Regions from separate parts of the Mus musculus genome. Here regions 2 and 3 are each linked to region 1. The links are chromatin loops, found by intact Hi-C in ENCODE. Cell type or tissue: left cerebral cortex. All regions are shown on one strand.

The links. Peaks named below come from ENCODE experiments on the same cell type or tissue, not always from the same donor. Only the 100,000 strongest peaks of a DNase experiment are listed, where the experiment ranks them.
Region 2: it touches region 1 in a loop (2.2-fold over the local background); 8 of 42 quality-filtered maps call a loop at or near these places.
Region 3: a loop joins it to region 1, with 2.3 times the contacts of the local background. A loop is called at or near these places in 9 of 42 quality-filtered maps.

Annotation. Positions count from the first base shown.
Region 1 is chr2:103,069,855-103,077,854 of GRCm38, forward strand. It overlaps Pdhx (pyruvate dehydrogenase complex, component X), which reads right to left and starts at 3,659. Exons shown (of 11, transcript NM_175094.5): 1 at 3,436-3,659. The coding sequence starts at 3,595. It overlaps Apip (APAF1 interacting protein), which reads left to right and starts at 3,821. Exons shown (of 7, transcript NM_019735.4): 1 at 3,821-3,987. The coding sequence starts at 3,934. In left cerebral cortex, a CTCF peak has its summit at 4,570; DNase peaks (open chromatin) are centred at 3,728 and 4,539; H3K4me3 peaks cover 2,430 bases; H3K27ac peaks cover 1,452 bases.
Region 2 is chr2:102,586,522-102,594,521 of GRCm38, forward strand. It overlaps Pamr1 (peptidase domain containing associated with muscle regeneration 1), which reads left to right. Exons shown (of 11, transcript NM_173749.4): 3 at 74-202. Among named protein-coding and RNA genes, the nearest start is that of Pamr1, 41 kb to the left of the region's middle. In left cerebral cortex, a CTCF peak has its summit at 3,676 (motif pointing right); a DNase peak (open chromatin) is centred at 3,694.
Region 3 is chr2:102,800,376-102,808,375 of GRCm38, forward strand. No RefSeq gene overlaps it. Among named protein-coding and RNA genes, the nearest start is that of Gm13872, 58 kb to the left of the region's middle. In left cerebral cortex, a CTCF peak has its summit at 3,870 (motif pointing right); DNase peaks (open chromatin) are centred at 3,893 and 7,450.

The sequences.
Region 1 (8,000 bases):
ATTATTACAGAGTCAGTAACTGGTTCATGAATCAGTTCTGCCCAATACAACGCAAGGGGATTTGGTACAGCAGTGACCAAGTATGCTAGCTTGGTTTGGTTTGACTTCCTCTTTTTAAGACATTAATGCTATCTATCATGGGGCACTACTCTTCTGGTTTCACCTAATTCTAACCTTCTACTCTACCATTATCAAGTGGATTTGGGTGTTTAGTTGCCAACATATAAGTTTTCGGAGAACATATTCAAATTCCAGGAGTGTATGAAAAGAATGAGTAGAAGTGATTGCAAAACACAAGCAACGTTCCACCTTGACGCCTGGGGTAATGCTTAATACCTTAGTAAAATCCAAGTCTCTGGCTCACGAAGTGGCTTGACAAGTAAAAGAGCTTTCAGCCAAGAATGGTGGCCTGAGTTCAGTCCCTGGAACCCAATGATGGAAGGAGAGAACTGAATCCCACAAGTTGTCCTCTGACCTTCAATACATGCTGTGGCACTCCTATCCCTACCCAAATAAAAGAATAGTAAAAAAAAAAAATATAATCCAAATCTTGTCTTTTCTAAAAGCATAACAACAGAGAATTCCAATGCTGTGTCATTCTGTGATTAACACTGTGGCTTCTGGAGTCCCTGCTGTGCCTTCAGGCTGGAGGACTGCCACTTTTTCCTCTGCACACATCTTGCCTCATCATGGACTTACTTCCTAGGGTACACTGCATATACCACTGAAAACCTGTCTTCACTGTTAATCTCTCACAAGTAGTCTATAAATACTGTAAAAAAAAAAAGATGTCAAATAATTCAGGATTGCATATACAGAATTAAATATGACTGTATATCTGAATGGGCCATGTGACAGAATTCTGAGAATGTGTTTTGGTCAGGAGATCACACTTTGTAAGTAGGCTGTCACGTGCCCACTCTCTGATAGACATTTGTTCCTTTACGAAATCAGGCAAGAGATAAGTAACACTGCTTTCTCAATAAACATTTCAGTTGAAAAACTGAAAGAAGGGATTTGTTAAGCATAAATACACAGAGCACTGATTAGTGCACTTAAAACACAGCTGCAAGGCTTCACTTTTCTGAACTTTTGTAGTTTTACACAAATAAACAGCAATAATACCGAAGTTTTAGATCGTTAGAACTCAATAAAAAATTCTAAGAAGTGTTAAGCACACAGCCCATGCCATAACTCCCAAAGGCAGCCAACAAATCCCCTTTAGGGAAAACAAAACAAGAGTACTTCCAAATTTACAGATTTTAAAATCCTACATAAGTATGTGAAAGAGAAGTGGGTTCACTAAATGCACCTAATTCAGTCTCTGATGATACAAAAACCAGCTTAGTTTTATTAAAGTACGAGGATGAAAAAAAAAAAAAAAAAAAGAAAGCCAACCCTCTAAGTTCATGTTTTCTAAAATAATTAATGTATTCAAGTAGCTTAACAAAATCGTATTGGTAAGAGTTGGTAGAAAGATTCGGGCTCCACATGTAGCATAATGCCTCTATTGGAGGTCTCTGTCATAATGTCCGAAATCTACAAATATGCTATCTCACAGAACAAGACAGAATTAAGATGAACGTGGATGGAGGTTGTTATCAACTGATCCTGAGATGGGGAAAAATCCATTATCCTGCTGGGCCCAACATAGCAACAAGACTTCATCCTCTCGATGGAAGCGAGGTAGGAGGAAGTGTGGAGAGATACAAGTGTGCTCAATACTAGACTCGCTGTTACTGAGCTGGAGGAGAGACAGGAACTAAGAGCCCACAAATCTGAGAAGGCTTTGGATGGAAAAAAAAAAGCAAAAACAAACAAACAAACAAACAAACTAAAACAAAACAAAACAAGGAAACAGATTGCCTACTAGAACCTCCAAAGAAGACAATCCTGGCTAGACGCCTTGACTTTAGCCTAGTGAGATTCATTTTATACTTCTGACCCCAAAAGCTTTAAGACAATGAATGTGTACTTTAAGTGGATAGTGGGTAGTGATAATAAAACTACTCAGTTTGCCTTGGGATTCAGCACCATCTTCCTACAAATGATGCCGACAGACAAGGTGTTCAAGGTATCTACCCGGAGGTAGAGGATAAGTCCAGGTAAAATGCCAAGACTTAGCAGATGAAAACTATCCATGTGAATTTCTAAAGGCAGAAGCAGCTGACTCTAAGAAAAATCTTGGAAACTACTCATTTTTTGTGTCTAAGAACACACACTCTTTCCTTTTTAAACAGAGTTTAGGAAATTCACACTCTCAAAAAGACCTCACAAGCAAGGATAGGCCATTTCACAGGTATTTTTCCCAATCTAAGCTTTCATATTCCTCGATGTTTTGAGGCAGGGAGTCTCAAAAGTGTGCTCCATTAAACTCACAACAGTATAAGGTGCAGATTCCTGAGTCAGAGTTTCTGCTAAGTGTAGGCAAGTTCAGTTTTAACAAATGAGGACCAGGCAGAGAAAATATTATATACTATACAGTTAAAGACAATATCCAGGAAGTATTTATTAAACATTACTCCAAAAATGACTTAGGTAAATTGTCCCTATTAGCCCCTCTTTAGAAATCTCAGCACACGGATTTTATTGTTTTTCTTTTTCTTTTTTTTTGTTTTGTTTTGTGGCCTCAGACAGCTCAGAAAGTGTGGGCTAGGCCTACTGTACCAGGTGGTGGTAAGAATGATTACTTAAATGTCTAATGGTTTCTAAAACTGTTTTCTGTGCCCCCATCCTAACCCCCAGCCCATATTCATACACGTAAGGAAGAATAATGCCAGGTCTGCCATTTTATATGCTGTATGTTAAATAACGGAAGGACAGTGGGTATATCTCCGAGTTCAATATCACTGCTTAAGAACAATTTTATGTAATAGGCTGTATGAATTTCATGCCACATATTTTACTTGAAACATTCTAGCAATGTCTGTGATTCTGTATTTTCTAAGTTAAGTCTTGTATGCTGCATACATTAAGTGCAGTAAGATTTAAAGTTTTCCAATAGGGACAGGTCCTTTGAATGAATCAGTATGGGTAATAGTGGCTTTGAATGTATGGGCAGCTATATTACATTAGAGAGGAATGGTAAAATTAAAGAAATTTGACATGTGATTGATAAGGGTCTAAAATAGAGGGATTTAAAACAGACCCTCCCTAGGTGACATCGAAATTTCTCAAATTCTAAAGCAAGGTCACAGAGAAGCCATGTAGCCCTGAAGGCAGGCCAAGGACGGAACCATGCTCTCCCAAGTCTGAAGACAGTTCTTTTGCCGCATGCCATAGGCTAAGTCAGCAGGCCCGTTTCTGGGGGAGGTTGAAAGGAACAGGAAGAGTCCGCACTTAACCTCACAAACCGTGTCCCCAATCAAGAAAGCCCCTGACCCAGGCCCCATTGCTCAGCTAAAGAGAGAAGTGGAGCGAGCGCAAGCCACTCACCCTGCAGCAGCTGAGTACTGTGAAACCACCTCCAACTTGCTCCACGGTCGACAGGCCAAGCAGCAGCACCCTGAGCCAGTCCCAGGCTTCGACGGCTGCTAAATCCCAGAAGGTACCGAAGCAGCGGCTGGTTACAGTGAAGCCTCCAGGAGGCCGCCATCTTCCCGGCTTTCTCCGGGAAAGCTCGCAAGTCAACTAGATTGGCGGCCTCAAGGCCCGTCCAGGCCCCGCCTTGCATGGGCTGGCCCCGCCCACAGCGCACGCTCCCCGCCTTGGACTGGAGGACTAGTCCTTCTAACACCGCCTCCAACCTTCACGGGCACGCCCACCGGCCGGTTTGCGCCGCCGCAGATTCTCCAAAGGGACGAGGTCCCCCTCAGACTCCGCCTCTCACTCTTGCTCCGCCCCCAGGCTGCCCGCTCTGTCGCCTAATAGCGTTCTGCCGGCCGCTCAGACTTGGAACGAGCGCGGGACAGATAACGGAGCAGAGTCAGAACCATGTCTGGCTGTCAAGCTCAAGGAGACTGTTGCTCGCGGCCGTGTGGCGCGCAGGTAAGGACGGCGGTCTACAGCAGGCGAGGTGGGGTCACGGGCCGCGGGGTGGGGCTTCGGCCAGGAGCTCTAGGCGGCTAATTCCTAACCCAGTCCGCGAAAGTCAGAGGCCCCTCTGTGCTAGTAGGACTGCTCTACCGGAATTGTCAGGCACCCCAAAGGGCACTCTTTTGGGCAGTTGTCCTTGCCTATCTTACTTGACGTTATGAGGTGGGAGCTCTTGGAAATGATTCTTCTTTAAGGAAAATGGGCCCTGGGGCAACATGGGTTTTCTTTCAGTTAAACAGGACGCAGGCTTATGAAATGCCTTCTAGTGCTAAGAAAATGGTGAACTAGCGAACTAGAAGAATAAACAGCTTCGATACTAACTGATAAGCCCTGCAGAAGACTCAGGGGAAGTCCACAAAATTATATCTTTACTAACCTTTCGTCTAGCCAAGGGGTCTCAATTTAAAATAAAACAGGAAATATTTAATGCAGAGCATCTGAACTATTATTGTCTTGGAATAAGTGGCTTTTCACAAATTCTTTATAAACCTTGAAATTAGGCACGACTGAAAGGGAGATTTTGCATATAGGACACAGGTCCCTGGTGGCCATCCCTATATATGGAGAACGAGGAAAGTAGAAGCAATGTATCAGAATCAAGGTGCATTGATAGCAGACATGTTTGTCATCCCTTATTAGTAAATCTTGGTGACGGTCATCATAGAAATACAGATTTTTTTTTCATACTAAGTGTTGTGCCAGATCAGCAAAATAACCTGTGATTCAAGAGCTGTGATTGAATTTATCAAGACAGAAAATAGCCACATACAAAAAAGAAGCTGAAGATGTTTTTCAAGTATAGAAGGAGAAGTGGGTGGTTTCAGATGGTGATTTGTCAAAGACTTTTGAATACCTAGCATTTTAGATTGGCCCATATTTTGAGGAAACCACAAAGAAAACTCTAGGACCACCATATACCTCAACTAGAGATCTCATTACATGTCTCTAGCCTCTTCTTGCTGTTTGGAGGTATAGACGCAGTGTCAAATTCTGCTTTTTTGAGGGACACTTAGAAAGTCATATTCTGTGTGAAATTTCCTGATTCAAAAATGTTGGCTTGAGTTCTAAGTGTTGTGCAGATCAAATAAACGACTTTGGTCTGTGTTGGGGGGTGGGGGGTCACTATTGCTGTGGTGAAACACCATGACCAAAGAAAGCAACTTGGGGAGGAAAGGGTTTATGTTGCTTCTACTTCTACTTCACTGCTCATCATAGAAGGAAGTCCGGACAGGAGTACAGGCGAGCAGGAACCTGGAGGCAGGAACTGATACAGATGCATAGAGGGGTGCTGCTTACTGGCTTGCTCCCTCTGGCTTGCTCAGCCTGAACTCAGGACCACCAGTTCAGGGTGGCACCACTTACAACGAGCAGAGTCCTCCCTCATCAATCACTGTGAAACTCCTCTATAGGCATGCCTTCAGCCCATCTCATGGAGGCATTTTTTTTCAACCGAAGTTTCTGCCTCTCAGATGACCACAGCTTGTGCCCAGTTGACATAAAACTAGCCAACGTGAACCCCTTACTACTTTTTTTTTTTTTGTTAACGTATATGTATCCTTTAAGACTTAACTATGTGTTACCTGATTGGAAGGCTTCCCCAACAGTGAACAAAACAACCCAGCACAGTCCACAAGATATCAGTTTGAACCGTTTGATATTAGCCTTTTCTTAATGTAAGAAATACGGTCTTAGTGCACCCAGTGTTTATTGAGCAGAGCGCTATGGTATATGGTATATGGTATATGGTATATGGTATATGGTATTGTATAACTTACAAGAACATGTCTCTTGTTCCTTAGAAAACCATGCCTTGGGGGAAAACCCGGGAAGGCTTGCTTGTTTGCTGGCTTTTGATTTTTTTTAATTTTGCCTCATGTATCATGGCGTTCTATTTATAGTGACGAAAGTTCGATTTGGTTCGGTCTGACTCAGTTTGCCCTATGTGTTAGAGATTAGTATTAAGTTATTAACAACACACAGAGCACAGCAAGGATTTTGAACAAAGGTAAGTTCCAGAAGACACAGCAGGATTCTTCCCCCTCTTGCAGGTTTCTGAGAAACACAGATAGGAGGCCCATGTAGTTCATGAGTCGTAGGTGTTTGTAGTCAGTTTGCCTCTGGGTCCCTGGACTGAGGAAAGGGAAAACATTTGTGCCTTTATGACTATAGAATCACAGCAGCCTGCTTGTCATTTCACTATAGCAGTCACTGCAGGGCATCTGCCAGCAACTAGGACCTGGAGGCAGAGGCAGCTTCAATACTCTTTCCATCTACAGTATAATTTCAAAGTAAAAGAGTAGGGGTTTATAGCCGTATTGCCTGGGTTCAAATCCTGGCCCTGCTGTCAGTTATCAGGTAGACAAGTTAATCTTTTGGTATGATAGGGCTGGTATAAGGTAAAGTTGTCCATACAGCTTTAACAGTAGTGCCTGACCCACAACAAGCACTTGGCAATTCCTGTTGTTGATAGATCATACTTACTGGCATTCAGACATGCATACATACTTTGTTCTTCCTCTTGTTTAGGCTATTACCTTTCTGTTTTCCTGATCTCAGTTTCTGTTTCCTAGCAGAAGAGAACCTATTTATTAGGCTGTAGCTCTCCTATGTCTTCCATCTCTTCTTGTCTTCTAAGTCTGCCTCATAGCATAGGCTATCATTTGGATATGAGTATCCGCAAAGTCCTATATGATAAAGGCTTTTCACCCAGTTTTCGTACCATTTGGAAGTAGAAGCTCCTGTACACGATGGGGACAATCGAGAGAGTCTTATGTCATCGGGCATGTGACCCCAGAAGGCAGGGAACACCCTATGTACCTTCTTTATCTTTTGCTTCGTGGCCATTAGGTGAGCCATGGGTGCCACCATGTCCCCTTTACCATTAACACTCTGCACCCCACCAAAGGCTTAAAACTAAGAGACCCACCTGATCGTGGGCTGGGACCTATAAAACTGTATGTAAGCCCAAGCAAACCTTGCCTTATGTTAATTATCTCAGGTATTTTGTTATAGTGTCAGAAAGATGACTACTACTACTACATGCAATAGGAGATTGTTTCTACTAGACAATTTTTCCATCTGTTTCCTTATCTAGGACTCACTGCCATAACGACATTACTGAAAGAGTCTTTAGAATTTTATGCCCGCAAATTTCATCTACTTCTAAATGAAGCGAGTGAAACCCACTTTGGTCTGGCTTCCAAATACAATTCTTGAAAGCATTTGTTACTTAGGGGGCGCAGTGAGAGGGCTCAGCAGGGAAAATTGCTTACTGCCAAGCCTGGCAGCCTGTGTTCTGTCCCCAGGACCCACATGGTAAGACAAAACTAACTCCCTCAAGTTGTCCTCTGATCGAGCACACAGGTGTCATGCCCACACACATACATACACACACACACACAAATAAAACAGTTCTTTAACATGTTACTTGAAGTAGTTAAGGCTCACTTTCACCCTTTCCTAACGCAGCCCTCAGCCAGCGAAAGCTCTGCTGTCCACCTTCCTTGTGCATCTGCTGAGGAGCAGAATGCTACTGGGGACTCTACAACTCTGCTCATCAGCCTCATTTCGTCCTGGTTAGTTCATCCTCAGAAGGCATGGAAACTTCCAAAGTTAAAAATATATCCTGCTTCTCTGCCTTCACGCACAGAACCTGATCTGTAAACAATCCCATTTTCTGAACCTTCCTCTCCACCTGCACAGCGCACTGGCTCCACCCTTCAGGAGTTCAAGCATCCTTCCGTCCCAATCTACAGCTTCTTCTTCTGTGACTCCCAACCATTTTCTGCTATACACTACCATCCTATAACTGTGACGATCTTTACTACAGCAAGCTCCTCAGAGTGGGTCGTGTCGCACTGATATTTCTCCCCCCGGGGCCTAACAAAACTCACGGTTTGTTGAGTGACTGAGTGAAGCATATGATAAATGCCAGGAGACAAGTGCAAAGAGCAAATGCTGTCACA
Region 2 (8,000 bases), 480 kb before region 1:
AGAGAGACTTAGTTTGCCTCCTTAGAAAGTAAAAATCTGAAAATGTGTAGACTAACAGTTTGGAATGTTTCAGGTTGTACCATCTTTGAAAACTGCAAGAGCTGCCGCAATGGCTCCTGGGGCGGAACTCTGGATGACTTCTACGTGAAGGGATTCTACTGCGCAGAGTGCAGGGCAGGCTGGTACGGAGGAGACTGCATGCGTAAGTAGACCCCCTGTGCACATGCACAAGCTCTGGCTTGGTTTAGCATCCAAGTCTCAGCTTAGAATGCAACTCATGTTTACCTTGTTGGAATCTCAGTTTTGGAATGCACGTGGCTAGAGATAGGACTATCAAAACAAAGATAGATTTCTATCTATCCAGGGTGGATAGTGGACATATGTTTGGGATTGTGTTTCTAGAAGCTTCCTTATCTTGACCTCAAGTTCACCTTTTGCTCAAATAGAGCCAAATACTTACACACACACACACACACACACACACACAGACACACACTAACACCACACACACACACACACACTCACACCACACACACACACACTCACACCACACACACACACATACTCACACCACACACACACACACACACACACACACTCACACCACACTCACACACACACACACACACACACACACACCCCCCACACACACACACACACACACACACTCACACCACACCACACACACACACACACACACACACACACACACACACACACTCACACCACACCACACACACACACACACACACACACACACACACACACACACACACACACACTCGCGTGCCATAATGGATATTCAACTTTGAGGTGGCTTTGATCAGCAGATAGTGAAATAGGGTTCACTATTGTCTTGTGTAATGTATTTAAAATAGAAATTTCTTTGATACATTTCTTAACTCCTGGGTTAAGTTCTTGAAACCACATAAACTGCTAGGACACCATTTTACCCAGGAAGGGAATTCTTCTGGAAAGTACTTGATCTCAGAGGATTAGTCATTGTTATTCTTCTCTGAGCTTCAAAGCTCTTTGAAAGAGCTTTGGAATGGAAATCTGGTACCTCCCTCAGTCCAGGATGCTCCTCATGGCTAGCCTAGGATGTTTCCTGAGAGCCTGTATCCATGGCCAGGCCCATGTGGTGGGACTTCAGCAAATCTGCTTTGTTTGTTTCTTAGTGGGGTCAGAAGCTGTCAGGGTGATCAGCTTTACTTCTGTGAATGGCATTCCTAGTTTACAGAGACTTTGTTTATAGTGATGCTGTCCCAACCACTGGACCTAATCTGTAGCCAGATGCTAGTAGTTTTAAGACTCCACCAAACCCAGAGGAAGAGAAGGGTTAGTTTATATTCCAGAGTGAATACAACAGTTCTAGAAGGTGGGTAAATTTTAAAGTGCTGGTCTCTACTGCTGATTTAAATTTTCTGTGCTACTTTAATTGGATTCCAGGAAATTTAATTTGGGGCTTTGTAGATTTTTTTTTAACCAGGCTGGTTAGCTGTGTGATATAACCTGCTTTTCACCTTGGCAGCTACTCTATGCGATGGTGGGAGAAAACAATGATCAGGGTACAAACTATAGAATGCTATCTATCCTATGGCACTGAATAAGTGTGATAAGTACATCTGAAGTATTTAGTGCTTTGCTTAGAGATAGTGAAAGCCCAATGTTATGTGCAGAAGTGATATATTGACTTGTTTTCCATATACCTCTAATTGATAAGATGGTAGGAAGTCCAAATACAAAACTGCTTTCAGTAATAGATTAGGAGAGATGTGGGGTTCTGGAAATTGAGCTCAGCTAGTGAAGTGCTGGCCACGTAAGCATGAGGACCCAGGTTTGGTCTTTAGCACGTATGTAAAGAGCTGGGCATGATGGTCAGGGGGAGTTGGAGACAAGTGGATCACGGAGATTGTGGATGGCCAAGCTTAATCAACTTGGTGAGTGTCAGGCCAAGCATAGACACAAACAAACAAACAAACAAACAAACAGCCAGGACAGACAGACAAGCAAACAAAGATAGAAAATATCTGAGAAATGACATTCAAGCTGCTCTGATATCCATACACATGAGATTCATAAGCATGTATGTACACACACACACACACACACACACACATCTAATTCCTAAATATAACCTCTTCAGTCTGGATAATGTTATATATACATAATGATATGTATATTTTCAGGGATGACCATTTGGCCTTGAACAACTAATTGGTGTGCTCTTCCCTGGGGACGAGCACCTCCTCCATTCCTGGCATTCCTCTGTTTTTTAGAGTTCCTTGTGTATGGCTGAGCCTTGTGGACCTTTCTTCATCCAGTTTGGCATCCAGTCCACTGATGTCATCCTCACTCAGCTCGTGCAGTCGTGCATGGGACTTAATAGTAGCTTCTGATATTGCTAGGAGACACAATTTCCAAACAAACTCCCTGATCTTCTTGCATTTATGATCTTTCTGCCCCCTCCTCTATAATGTTCCTGAGTTTTAGGTACAGAAATATTCTGTAAATTTATCTATTGGAACTACATTCTGGTTAGCTGTGATTTTTTGCAGTGGTCTCTGTCTGTTGCAAAGTTAGGAGAACTGATTTCAGTTTGTGTCAAGCTGACAAAAACTAACCCAGAAGGCCAGAAAAGTGACACCTGACAGGTAATTCTAGCAATATATCAAAGGCTCATTGAAGTGGAGCCAGTGCCGTGTGCAAAGGTCATAGCTAGGAATGCTACTTCAGTGGCTAGGTGAGAGGAAAGAGCAAGTGATGAGAGGAGCTTAAAGAGCAAGATACCACTCATTGACACGCTAGAAGTATAGCGAGGGACCTCAAGTTCGTCTGAATAGCAGGTAGCCAGAGATATCCCATGCATGGCTTTCCTAAAGTCTCTGTCAGTTGTGTGCTGGGTTGAGCTTCAGTATAAAAGCTGGCTGCAGAGTCTGACTTGTTGGGTTGCCAAAGGCACCACTCTAAAAGTCGAGCTTTCTTCAGGACAACAGAGTTAGCTCAGAGAAGATACCGATCCCATTAGACAGGATAAGTAGGAAGTTTGTGGTATTATTTATCAGATGGTACATTCATTCAAAGGAATGCACCCCAGGTGCTGGACACATAACGACAAGCAGGCAGCCGGTCTCTTTCATGGTAGAGCCTGCCATTCAGCAAAGGAAGATAAAAACAACAAGACCAAGTAAAAACAAACCTGGAGAGCAGTCCATTCCGTGAAGTAAACAAACAGAAGAAGGGCCAGATTCCTCTCTGCATCCCATTCTGTCTGGGACACATGGGAGGCTCTGATTGCATTCTGCCTGTTTTGAAAGCCTCATTCCACACAGTGTATGCCATCACAGCCGCAAGTACAAATGGTGCATTTCTTATGGAAGCCCAGTCTGGTCATCACGGATTACAATGAACCCTCAAGGAGAATGAAGTCCATCTGTGGAAACAAGGTCAAACCCAAGACGACAGCAGTTTCATGTTCTTAGGTACTTGTTGCCTATGTAAATTCAAAGCAAATTCAGGGGAAGAAGCAATGCATTTGTCTGTCTGCTGAATGCTTATCTGGAGTTGGCCATTATACTGCCTTCTGTGAAGGTGAAGAGGGGATACCATACTTGGGTGGTCCTATTCTAGCTGGGGCACAATACAGGTGCTGCAAGGCTGTACCACTATTTTCCCAGTAGATGGCGCTCAAACAATCCTTTCCTGCCTGTCCTTTCTCCTGAAGGAGGAGGGCTTCTTTCCTGTAGGGAAACTTTCCATTTCCCTTCCTGAGTAACATGTAGAATCTTAGCAGGAAAGGGGGAAGGCAGGTCAACACTGAGAGGCTCAGACATTTGGAACTAGAGAGACAGAACAGCACCTTAATTTGTTACTGTCTGTACTTTTGATGATATTGGCACCTCCTTACAGTCGTAACAGTCAGTATGTGATCGTTTCATCCATGGTTATGAGATTCTAGTCTCCAGGAGAGTACCTGCATGCCTAAGTCTAGAACCCAGAGACTTGGATCATTTTCATCTTTCTGCATTAGGACAGATAGTTTGATGGTCTCAAAACTATCTGTGCTGGGAGCCATGGGTGCTATATTACTAAAAGAAAGATCTATTTCTTTGTACTTTCTCAATGTTTCAGTTAAAATAATTTCAAGTCTACAGGGTTGAAAGAACTCTCTGTGTCCATGCTGTCTACTTGGATTCACCAATTATCACTTTACAAAACGTAACATTCTTTCTCTTTTTAATACTACAAATGTTAATATTTTGTGTTTTATGATGTTAGCATAATCTCTCCTTCCTGTGTTTTCCTCTTGAGAGACAGGGTCTCAGGATGTAGCCCACTGTGGCCTGGAGGCCTCTGTCTTTCTGCTTCATCCTTCCAAGTGTTGGAATGACAGCTGTATTTCATGATGCCTAATTTTTCTTTCTGAACCTCAGATTTGGCCAGTGAAGACTTTAAAAACCACCGTCACACTGGTTTTGAGCACCCCTCCCTCCTCCTTTTCACTCCTCATAAGCATTTTGAGTTCACCTGTACTTCTTTCCCAGGTCCTCAAACCAGCAACTTCTCTGTGACTCTGAGTTTCTTTCAATGGTGGCACTCAGGGCTGTGACTAAGTGCTTGCGATTTGAGGTGCTGGTGTCTAAAGTCAAGAGCAAGGCTGATATCAGAGCTCTTTAGACTGCAGAGTTGGCTTCTCTTTATTGACTCTTTGAGAATTTCACATCATAGTCCGCAATCACACTCACTTCCCATTCCTTCCATATCTGTACCCCACTGTGACTCCCCAACAACAACAGCAACAAAGAACAAGTCTAATTTGTGTTGTCCGTAGACTTACTGGAACATGATCAAACTCCCAGCAGCCTACTCTCTAAAGAAAACTGAGACCTTTCTGCCTGCACCTCAACCAGAAGCCATCGATTGTGGGAGCAATTCTCCAGCATCCTTGTCACACTTTAAAGAGTTCTCTTGGTGGCTTCCTTTTTAGGCTGTTACTTTTCAGGGAGGGGGTTGGGGCCTGAGTAGGGGGTATCCCAGAAGCCTTCCATCTTCCTCTTTTTCAACTGAGTGCCTGCAGCCACCAACATCACTGCCAAAGTAGCTTCCTTGCTCTTTGATCTGGAGCTCAGATCATGGGCTTCCTTGTGTTTTCTGGTGACAGCATAGACCATAGACACAGCCCCTGGTGGTAGGACCCACATGTAGGCTTCAGCAGCATCATGGACTATGGTGACCCTTGGAGGAGGTCTAATCCAGAAAGTGAACCATTGTTCACCTTCGGTCTCCATCATTGCCTAGAGCCAGGGAGATCCTGCAGCTGGGTGGTATGCTCTAGGGCGGAGCTGCATCTGTGTGAGCCCCAGGCTGCTTCTTGCCATCCTGCCACTTCATGGGCAACAACCTGATCCACTGTCAACCCCAGCCCTCTTTCATACCTGCCTCTGTCATTGCATCTCCAGTTCTGCCTCTCTCCACAGTGCGAGCACTGCTCTGCTCCCATCTTCCCCATCTCCGTCGCACATTTGTTCACTGTAGTGACATCTGCCAGCCCATGTGCCCACATGAAAAAAATTGACTTCCTTTGTGGAGCTGTCCTGATGACCTCCAGGGCTGGTTTCTGGAATGAGATTTTTTTTTTTTTTGTGGGAGGAGGTCAGATGTTTTGGTTCTCTTCTTAAATTTAATTTTCATTGTATATATTCATTGTACATGGTACCACGTTACCTAAGGACAATTGTGCACAACACTGTACATTGAGCATATTTTCTCCATAGCCCCACCCCCACTTTCTCACCTTCATCTTCCATCAGCCCCCTTTCGCTTCTACTTCCACATCATATATACATACATGATTTTTATATATTTATGTAAAATGTAGGAGCCAATCACATCTTAGAGAAAACATGTGATATTTGTCTTCCTCAGACTGGCCTAATGTGTTTAATACCATCATCCCCAGTTGTACCCATTTTCTTGCAAATTCAACTTTGTTCTTTAGCGCTGAAAATTTCCGAGTATATAGGTAACATTTCCTTAGCCATTGCCTTGCTGTTGGACACTTAGGTTGGTTCTATAACTTAGACATTGTGAATAGTTCTGCAATACATGTCAATGTGCAAGTGCCTCTGCTGTGTGTTGGCTTGGCAACCTTCAGGGGAAGACCCATGAGTGAAAGAACTGGGTCATGTGGTGCTAGCTTGGGGTCTTGTTTTGTTTTTGTTTTTTGTTTTTTTGAGGAAACTTCATAATAACCAGACTTGCTTATTTCCCCTCCAGCAGTGTATAAGGGTTTCATTTTGCCCTAATTCTTGCCAATATTCATAGTGATTCATATTTTTTAGTGACTGCCATTCTAATTGGGATGTGAAGGAATCCTAACGTAGTTTGAATTTATATTTCTTTGATGGACAACAAGCATGAACTTTTTTTTCACATGTTTATTGGCTATTTTTGTTTTATCTTTTGCAAACTGTCCATTTCATTAGCCCATTTACTAATTGGGTTGTACAATTTCTTACGGTTTAATTTTTGAGTTCCTTGTATATTCTACATATTAATCCTATCTCAGACATATAGCTACTTAAGATTTTCCTACCATTTTGTAGACTTCTTCCCCATTTGATTATCTATTTACTTTGCTGTGCAGGAGTTTTTAATGTCACAAAGTCCTGTTTGCCAACTGTTGCCATTGTTTCCGGAGTGACTTTAGTCTCATTCAGAAAGTCTTTGCCCATTCCTGTATCTTGAATCATTTTCCTACCTTCCTTAATACATTCAGAGTTTTAGGCCTTACATTAAGATCTTAGATCTATTTGGAGTTGATTTTTATACAGGACGAGGGACAGGGAGCTAGTTTCATCTAAAAATGGTATTTACTTAATGTGGCCCTCAGGCTTCTCCTGGCTCCCCCACATGAGCTTCAGGAGGACCCACAGCCCTGAGGATATTACTGTGTGACATCGTAGCCAATACCACAGGGATTCTGAAGCTTCAACCCCTGAAGGATACTGGGGATCTAAAGAGGTTAGGAAAGCAACCCATATGAGAGGATTTATAGAGAGAGATTATGGCCCCTAATACGTTTATCTTCTTACTTGTGTTTGGACAGAGGCAGAGGAGCAGAAGAACTGGCTGTGAGCCATGCCCCCAAATGTTCGAGGGCTAGAGCATCCACGATGATGTGTGTGCAGGCAAACACACGAGTCATATCCAGAGATGACTAAGAGAAAAATTTGAGACGAGGAGGATCAGAGGAAGAAGGAAGGTTGGGTAGGGGTCGGGGGACAGCGAAAGGGAGACAGGAATCTGTAACTTAATTTTTTTCAAATTCTATTTTAAATGATGGTTCTTAAATGCTTTAACCTCCCTTGTAACCCACCACCGACAAGAGGTAGAGTAAAAGAAAGGATATGGGTGACGTGGACCTGTTTAGAAAGGTTCTTTGGAGCAACTCCCATCTGTGTTGTCTGGAAATCTGCAGTTCAGTTCACAGTAGCTCCATCTCTTTTCAAACACTTTATGGCTACGCCAGCAGTCCAGTTCAGCAGAGTCGGGTTAGCAATGGTGGTGACATGACCTAGCAGAGACAGCCAGGCCTCAACGTCAGCTTGAGTCAGCAAGAGAGACCAACAAGAACACCAGAAGTTCTCAGCTGTGCCTCTCTCAGGGAAGCAAAGATTAGTGAAGACCCACAAGCATCGCAGAGCTAGCTGTACCAGCAAGCCAGGCCCTGTCCCTGACACTCCATGGAGTTCTATTTGTACTCCCCTCACCCCCAAACATCATGTTTCCTCCATGTGCCTTGCCTTAGCATGGCTCTTCCTCAGCATGTGCATCCAATCAGCCCCAGTCCTCAGAGTCCCAACAACAGAGCTCAACTACAAAATGTAAGGTGGACCAATGCATGCGTTTTGTTAGCAAGGAATCCTTCATCAAGTTTGCTTTAATGAAACATCCTCTCTCCTGTGTCTGTTTCAGTGAAACATTCCTTCATGAGATTG
Region 3 (8,000 bases), 270 kb before region 1:
CCTGGTTTCAGTGGATCCTCAGCACCACATAAAACTGGTTGTGGTGGCAAATATTGTAATCCTAGCACTTGGAAAGTGGAGGTAGGAGGATCAGAGGTTCAAGCTTGTCTTTGGTTACATAGCCAGTCTAGGCTACACGAAACCTTGGATTAATATAGTGGAATAGAGTAGAATAGAATAGAATAGAATAGAATAGAATAGAATAGAATAGAGTAGAGTAGAGTAGAGTAGAGTAGAGTAGAGTAGAGTAGAGTAGAGTAGAGTAGAGTAGAGTAGAATAGGGAAGACAAAAAGAGGCAAGGAAAAGGGAAGAAAGTGAAGGGGGAGGAAAAGGAAAGGGAAAGATACAAGAAGAAAAAAGTCATCTCAGCTCAACCACTCACTTCCTCTGTAATGGGAGCAGCAGCTCATTCTCGTTCATATTGTCTCTAGGCCAGGGTGAGCTGCCTCTTCCTTAGAAGAAGCACACGCATGTCATCACTCCACTAGCTAGGTCCACCTTGACATCTCAGTGACACCATGATAACTAACCTGCAGAACATATTCTACTTTAGTCGTAGGTTATGACTTAGTTTGGAAGCAACCAGACATTCGGGGAGCCTGGAGGAGCCCTAAAGCACAGCCAGTGAATTGGTTTCTCTTTTCCTGCTATCTAGAGTGTTTCCGGCTGTCATTCATTTGTGTACTTATCCAATCTAACTGAGCATCAATGTGACAGGCAGTTCTAGGTACTGGATCATGACAAAGAATGTGAACCTAACTGTAAGAGTGGAATACTCACCTACTAGTTGATTGAAAGCTTTATGTAATTCTTGTAAAGGTGTGGGCAAGGAAGGAGATCCAGTTCTTTACCCCAAAGTCAGAAAGCTTGTGTATATCCACGTATTCACATATGCGTTTGACATGTAGTGTGTCTTGGTGTATGTCTGAGTGCTTATGCTATGTGTGTGCTTCTACTGGTGTGGGCAGAGTGGGGAGCTAGAGGTGTTCCTCATCTCTTCTTAACTACTTGCCTTATCTCTCTTCCTTTAACTCTAACTACTACCCTCATAGCCTCCCTGGTCCCTGGGCCATCCCTAATCCCCATGCAAACAGTGAAACTACTGCCTATTACAGCTCTTCAGCTTCCCAACCCTCCATCCTTGAGTGCCAATCACATTTATCCTCCTTGGGCCATGATCACTCCCCATGGAGAAGGGTAGGATCGGTAGATCCTGCAGCCTCTGGGTTTTTCAGGGTGAAGTTCATCTCTGGTCACTGAGGAAAGGAGCTTCCACCTGGCTTGTGGCTGGATTTCCCCAGGATTACTGCAAACTCAACCAGTCTTACTATCTTAACATTAATTTCTCCTGGAAAGCCCCTATTCTGACCCGGATAACAAGTACAATTGCACCACTTCATATTGATATTCATCCTAGCAAAACTAACACCTAACTTATCATGCAAAATAAAAATAACTATCCCTATCTTGCCTCTGTGTTAATTTATCAGACATTACTATACACCAAGGAATACATTTAAGACACATTTCTCTAGATGCTGGAGATGGGTGGGATATCTCAGCCTATTCAGCCACAATGACATTATTTGAAGTACAACCCACTATTGGACTTGCTAAAATATTTAGAATTTATTTGTGGCACAGAAAACACTTTGAGCATGATTTGAGCTTAAATCCCCAATGATGCCACAGTAACATTATCCTAGCCTCTGGTCACATGGTCTGAAGGATCTACTCCTATTTAAATCTCAGTTATGATGTACACCACAGGCATCCGGACACTGCATTACTATTCAGATCCCTGAAACAATTTGAAGGAGCCAGGGAGCTAGGTTTCTCTTCTCCTTCTATCTAATGTTTCTTGTTATTGATCATTTGTGCATAAATGGACATAAAAAATTTTCCAGAAGGTAGATATTAGTTATTTATCTTACTCTGTAAATAAAGTCAACCAATACTTTTTGACCTTTAATGTTAACTTTTTAAGAGCCTACTAAAATAAAAATAAGCTATATCTTATATCTTTATTGACTGATTCTATATTTTGTTCTAGCAAATTCAACTTTCCACAAGGATAATTGTAAGTGAAAACATAGAGCCTAATCTAGCAGAGTGTTGATCAGATCCTCAAATACAACTTAACATGTTATCTGTACTACACTGTGAATGCTAGCCTTAACTATCAACTTGACACAACCTGGAATCACTGGGAATAAAGTCTCAATGAAGGATTCTCCACATTGGGTGAGCCTCTGGGACTATATATGGAGGATTAACTTAATTAAGTCAATTGATGTGAAAAGATCTAGTTCACTATGGGAGGCATCATTCCCTAGGCAGGGGATCCTAAACTGTATGACAGTAGCAAACCCAAGTAAATTAGCAAGAATATATGCATCAATTTATCTCTGTCTTGACTGTAGATGCATTTTTTCTAGATGTTTGAGTTTCTTCCCTGACTTTTCTTACAACAATGGACTGTAATCTAGATTTGTAAACCAAAGTAAACCCTTTCTTTCCTAAGTTGTTTTTTTTTTCACCAAGGTATTTTATCCCAGCAACAGGAGTGAAATCAGACCACCCACTTATAATTCACCTGTTTGTCTAATGAGCAAATCTTGTTTTAGAGTCATTTTTATCTATTTTGATCACCTTGAAATTTGTTTAATGGTTTATTAGAGTTGACACCAACTTTCTTTGGGAAGTACAATGAAAATACTTCTGTTGAGAGGGCTGGTTTGTTAGTTAAAGGGATGGGGAGAGAATTCAATTGGTCAAGATGCTTGCTGCTGTGCAAGCACGAGGGCCTGAGTCTCATCCCCAGAACTCAGTAAAAACTATAAAAGGTCGAGCATGGTGGATCACTGGGGTTTGTTAGCTAGCCAGCCTAGCTGAATCACTGAGCTCCAAGCCAGTAAGACACCGTGCGTCAAAACAAAATGAAACAACATACAAACCAACAACATTAACAAAACCCCCAAATGGATGGTGTCCCGAAGAACAACACCTAAGGCTAACTTCTAGACTCTACATGTACCCCCTACACAACTGCACCCTCACACCAACCCTCACAAAGAGGATTTGATGTGTTCAAATAAAAACAAAGTGATGTAGGAGTTCAAAGAATGTTTTCTGTCCCAGGCTGTTCATGCAGAGCTCAGCCCTGCCCCTTTCTAGTGGAGTGGCCATGCTTGCTGTGCCTGGCTCTTCCTATCTGTAGGATGAGGATAAATGGAGCTTTATCTCAGGTGCTCAGTGTCTTGCTTTACTTTTCTCACTTTAATGTGTGTGCTTACAGAGTGCTCCTTGCTAGACAATATTCTGAGACCTTTAAGACATCAATGTGTTTTGTCCTCATAACTCTGTAAACCACATTCTATTGTCTGTATCTACTGAAAGAAACTCAAGTTTGGTATGCACTATGTCTAAGACAGTGCCTGAAAGATAACCAGTGCCCAGGGTCATCAGTCACAGGTCAAAATCTTTCTTTGTATCTTCCTCAGAAAAGTCACTTGACTACTCTTCTTTGTACTCCTCGGATAAGGATGTCTCCAAATAGACCAGAAAATGTCTAGAAATTAGCAGATAGGGGGCAAATGATGGTCATGCTGGAGCTTACTGTCTCCTTTCCCCCATGATCTGTGAATCCTTTTCAAATACAAGATGCTGACTAAACCAGAAGATGGAACACTATCTGAATGCTTGAGCCCAGACTACCCAGAAACACTGCTTCTCCACACAAGCCTTTAGTGAAAGGATCCCCACGTTCACCTTCCTTCTTCTTTCTAGATTTGCCTTGAGGATTCAGGATTGAAATCAAATAGCATTCAACTTCCACAAAGATCAAAGAGAGGTTTCTGGGATTTCCACTAGAGGGCACATTATCAACAGGCCAGAAATAGCCAACAAGTTGGCCTAAAGCCACAAAGAAATGACAGTTTCTAGGAGGTACATGAACCCAGGTATCAGGGATTTTTTTTCTGATTCAGAGAAGCTCCAGCACTGAGAGAGACTCCAGCATCACTAGTGGCTTTGCAACTCGGGCTTTGTATTTCTGAGCTTCAGTGGTTTCCCAAACCTTGGCTTCAAACAGTTAGAAGAGAAGCCAAGAGCAGCTAGTCTAGAAATTTGTTTTTTAAAACCCACTGCTTTACAGCTACTGTGATTTATGTGGCTACTGTGTTCACAGATGAGACTTAATAAACAACCGTTATCTGAGTGCTCCTGGATAACTGTTTTGATCCCTTTCTTCTTTTCACCCTTCTCCTTTTATCTTTCTGACATCTTTTTCTGGATATTCTCTATTTCTTGAGGAGACTTCAAGTGATAGGAGGGAGAAAGTAAAAAAGCAAAGCTCTCAAGAACTCCACTGACTTCATCAGAAATCTGAATTTCCTTCAGGTCTCCAACTGCTCAAAACCTGCCTCCCCACTTCTAAGCAGATAAATTCCAAATTGTCTGCCTAGATTCTGAGGAGGCTGGGCCCTGGAATGGGTAGCCGTTCTCTCCTCTCTACATCTAGAGGACACCAAGTTCTGGCAAGGCCTTTGTGAAATAAAATAAAATAAAATAAAATAAAATAAAATAAAATAAAATAAAATAAAATAAAAAGCAGTAACATACCTGCCTACTTCCACACTCCCCAGAAAACAAGAGAGGTCCCTGTTTCCTCTCTAATAGCTATTTGAGTATCTGGGTGAGAAGACTAGGGTGTCAGCACTTCTGGTGTGAGGAATGAGAAACAGAAAAGCCATATGCTCCTATCAAATTTTGTCTTTTTGTCTCATTCAATTTCCCAGATATCTTTCTGATAGAAATGACTATTCCCATCTTACAGATGAGAAAATGAAGACACATCATTGCTAAATTACTTAAGATACACATCAGTAAACAAAGTATGGCAAAGTTGGGTTTGAACCCAGGGTCTGACTTTAAAGACGGTCATGCTAAAACTAGATGTTAGCTGCTTTTCCTGGAGTTTTTGCCATTTCTCCTCCGGGGGTGAGGATGGAGGAAGTGGTTTGGATGAAGCTGCTGGAAAACAGCAGTCACCACGTGATGAGGTCAGCAGTCTGGAAGCCTGAGGAGGGTGGGATGGAAGGGGCGGGAGATGGGGAGCCCTAACAAGCAAACAAACTACTGGTGTTGAAGACTAGATGTCAGCAGAGGCAAGAAGTGGGGCCCGAGGCCAGGGTGCTGGATCAGACTTCCTAACTCTATGACCCTTTGCGTGGGCCACCATGGCACAACTCCCCACACTTCCACATGACCTGATCCTCCTTCTTCCAATAAATACAGCATCTAGGAGGTGTTTATAGGTTTCTAAATAAACTCCTTCGTCAATATAGCCTACATGGTACATATCTTCACTTATGCTTCAGGAAGACTCTTTGACTCCCACAGAGAGCTCTGGAGTGTTGGCCTGGCTTATAAGGTTTGAAAATGATCTCTTAATATCAACAAATTCAAGTTAACAAACTTATGACAATAGGCAATGAGACAGGGGAAGTCAGAACTCCAGCATAACTCTACCACTTTCTACTTGGGTGGTTTGGAGACTACAATATACTTCTCTGTGTTCCTAGCTGACTCATCCATTAAAAATGGGATAAGGATTTCTTCATCACTAGTTGAATGTATAAACACAGACATTCATAAGTGATCAGTACTAGATAGTAACTTTGGAGGCCATAATTGAGCTGGGATGTTTGTTCCCGTTTGGAGGTACAAACACAAAGCCTGTTCTCAATAAGTTTGCCAAAGTGGAAGAGAGAGGACAATGGGGAAACTGATAAGATTGAACTATGTTAGTGACAGGTGGACACGGTCAAGGCGGTACTAGGAAGGGGGAGTGCGCTCAATCTGAGTAAAGGTGGGGTAAGACACTTCCTGAGGATGACATCAAAAGCCACAGCTTGGTGCCCAATTTTGGTTAATGTGTAGCCACATCTTGGATAGGCTGATATTTCATCAAGGATACCAGATGTTTGCTTTGGTGACTCCTTGCTCTTAGGTCTTGCTTTGAAAACAAAAGCTCTTCTGTGAAAATCAATGAGCTTGCCTCACAAGGTGCCTTAGATCTTTAAATAATATGGATATAGTCACCCTAAGTTAATAACCACACAATTAGGGTCAGAGTTCAGGAAACAAGAAGGGATGGGGAAGGAAGAAACTAAAGACCTACTGTATAAATGTTGACATGGCAGGTAGGAATTCATGTGTGTATGTTTGTTTGTGTGTCTGTGTCAGTAGGTGTTGTGTACTCATGCATGTGTGTGCATATGTGTGTGTGTGTCTATATGTCTGCGTGTTTGTATTGTATGAATGTGTTCCTATGGCTGTATGCACCTATGGGAAGACCAGAGATTGATTTCAAAGGTTCTTGACATCTCTGATTGTTCTCCACCTTGATTTTGAAACAGGGTCGTTTACTGAACATGGAAGTCCTTTAAGCCAGGCCGTCTAACCAGTGAGCCCCAGAGATCTGCCTATACTGGGGGTCCCAGAGGTTGGGGTACCTCCACATGTGGCTTTTTACTTGGATGTTGGAGATGTGGACTCAGGTAGGCCCTCGTGCCTGGACAGCAGATGGTTTATTGAATGAACCATCTCCTCAGCCTTGAAATTAACATTTTGAGAGCCTATAACACACCAGATAACACTAAGAACCTTACCTAATACCCTAGCCGTGGACACTTTTCCTGCCCACTCTTTATTTCGGGTGATAAACTACAACTCCAGTTATTTAAGAAATGTAAGCAGGATCCGACTGCTAAGTAGGTGAAAGAACCAATATTAAAAAACCCAGCTTTTAGTCCTGACACCAGTGCTCGTGATCTTTATAATGCTCTGGATACTCCCAAACATACATACTTGCGTGTGTCTGCTCCTTCTTCTCCAATAGAATGGCATTTATGAATTTGTTCATGGTTTTCCATGCTATGTTACTGCTATGGCCTAAATGGTGTTTCTGAAACAAAAACATGAACATAAACATAAACATAAATATCAGAGGTAGCCTTAAGCCATGAAAATCTTTCAACACACCCACTATAAACTGTTTGTACTAAAAGGCCTTGTAATTGGTCTCCTCCTGTCTCATTCTTTGGAAGGTATCTTTATAGCTCTTCCCACTGGAAGACAGAATCAATCAATCTCTCTGTGTGTCTCTGTCTCTCTGTTTCTCTCTGTCTCTCAGTCTCTGTCTCTGTCTCTCTCTCTCCTTTAAATCTAAGTTGCACTTGGGTTTGGGCTTGGCCAAAACAATATGGTGGAATCATACAAAGTTAGTTTTGGGCTTTGACCACTAGGAGCTATGTAAGCATTCATTTTCTTTCTAGGTCCCTGCCAGGCCTATACAAGCCAGCTGGTAGCATGTGAGATACATATGGAAACAATCTTGGCATCCGAGATGAAACCATCCTAGACTGGCAGTGTTTCTCCAAGCAGTTTATCAACAACATAAACATGAATGAGTCAACTGAGCCAGCCCAGATCAGCAGAGAGACTGAATCAACCCTCAGACTTGGGAGAAATACGTTAATGTTTGTTATTTTAAGCATCTAATTTTAGAGCTCATCTTACTGCATCGGCAGTTAGCTGATACAAGCAAAATGTGAATCCCTTTTTAATTAGGAGTCAACAGAGGCAAACCATGTATTTGTTCTATTTTTAGTCTGTTCTCTAATTTGGACTGATTTCCCCCTAGATTGGATGGACCATCATCCCCTGGGATCTCCTTCCGCCATTTAAAGAATCCTCTTTATTTCTTCACCCTCACATCTTTCTTTTCTTGATAGCATTTAATTTTAGGTAGAATGCATTCTTTGGGGGTTGCCTGAGAATGACTGAATGGGCTTGGATACTGTGCATATCTGAAATTCTCCTCTTATCCATACTTTGTATCATAGCTCAGTCAAGAGTCTAGCCTGGAAATATTTCCCTCCACATTTTCTTTAAGTATAGTTAAATGAGTTTAATTTAACACAGGCTAAACAAA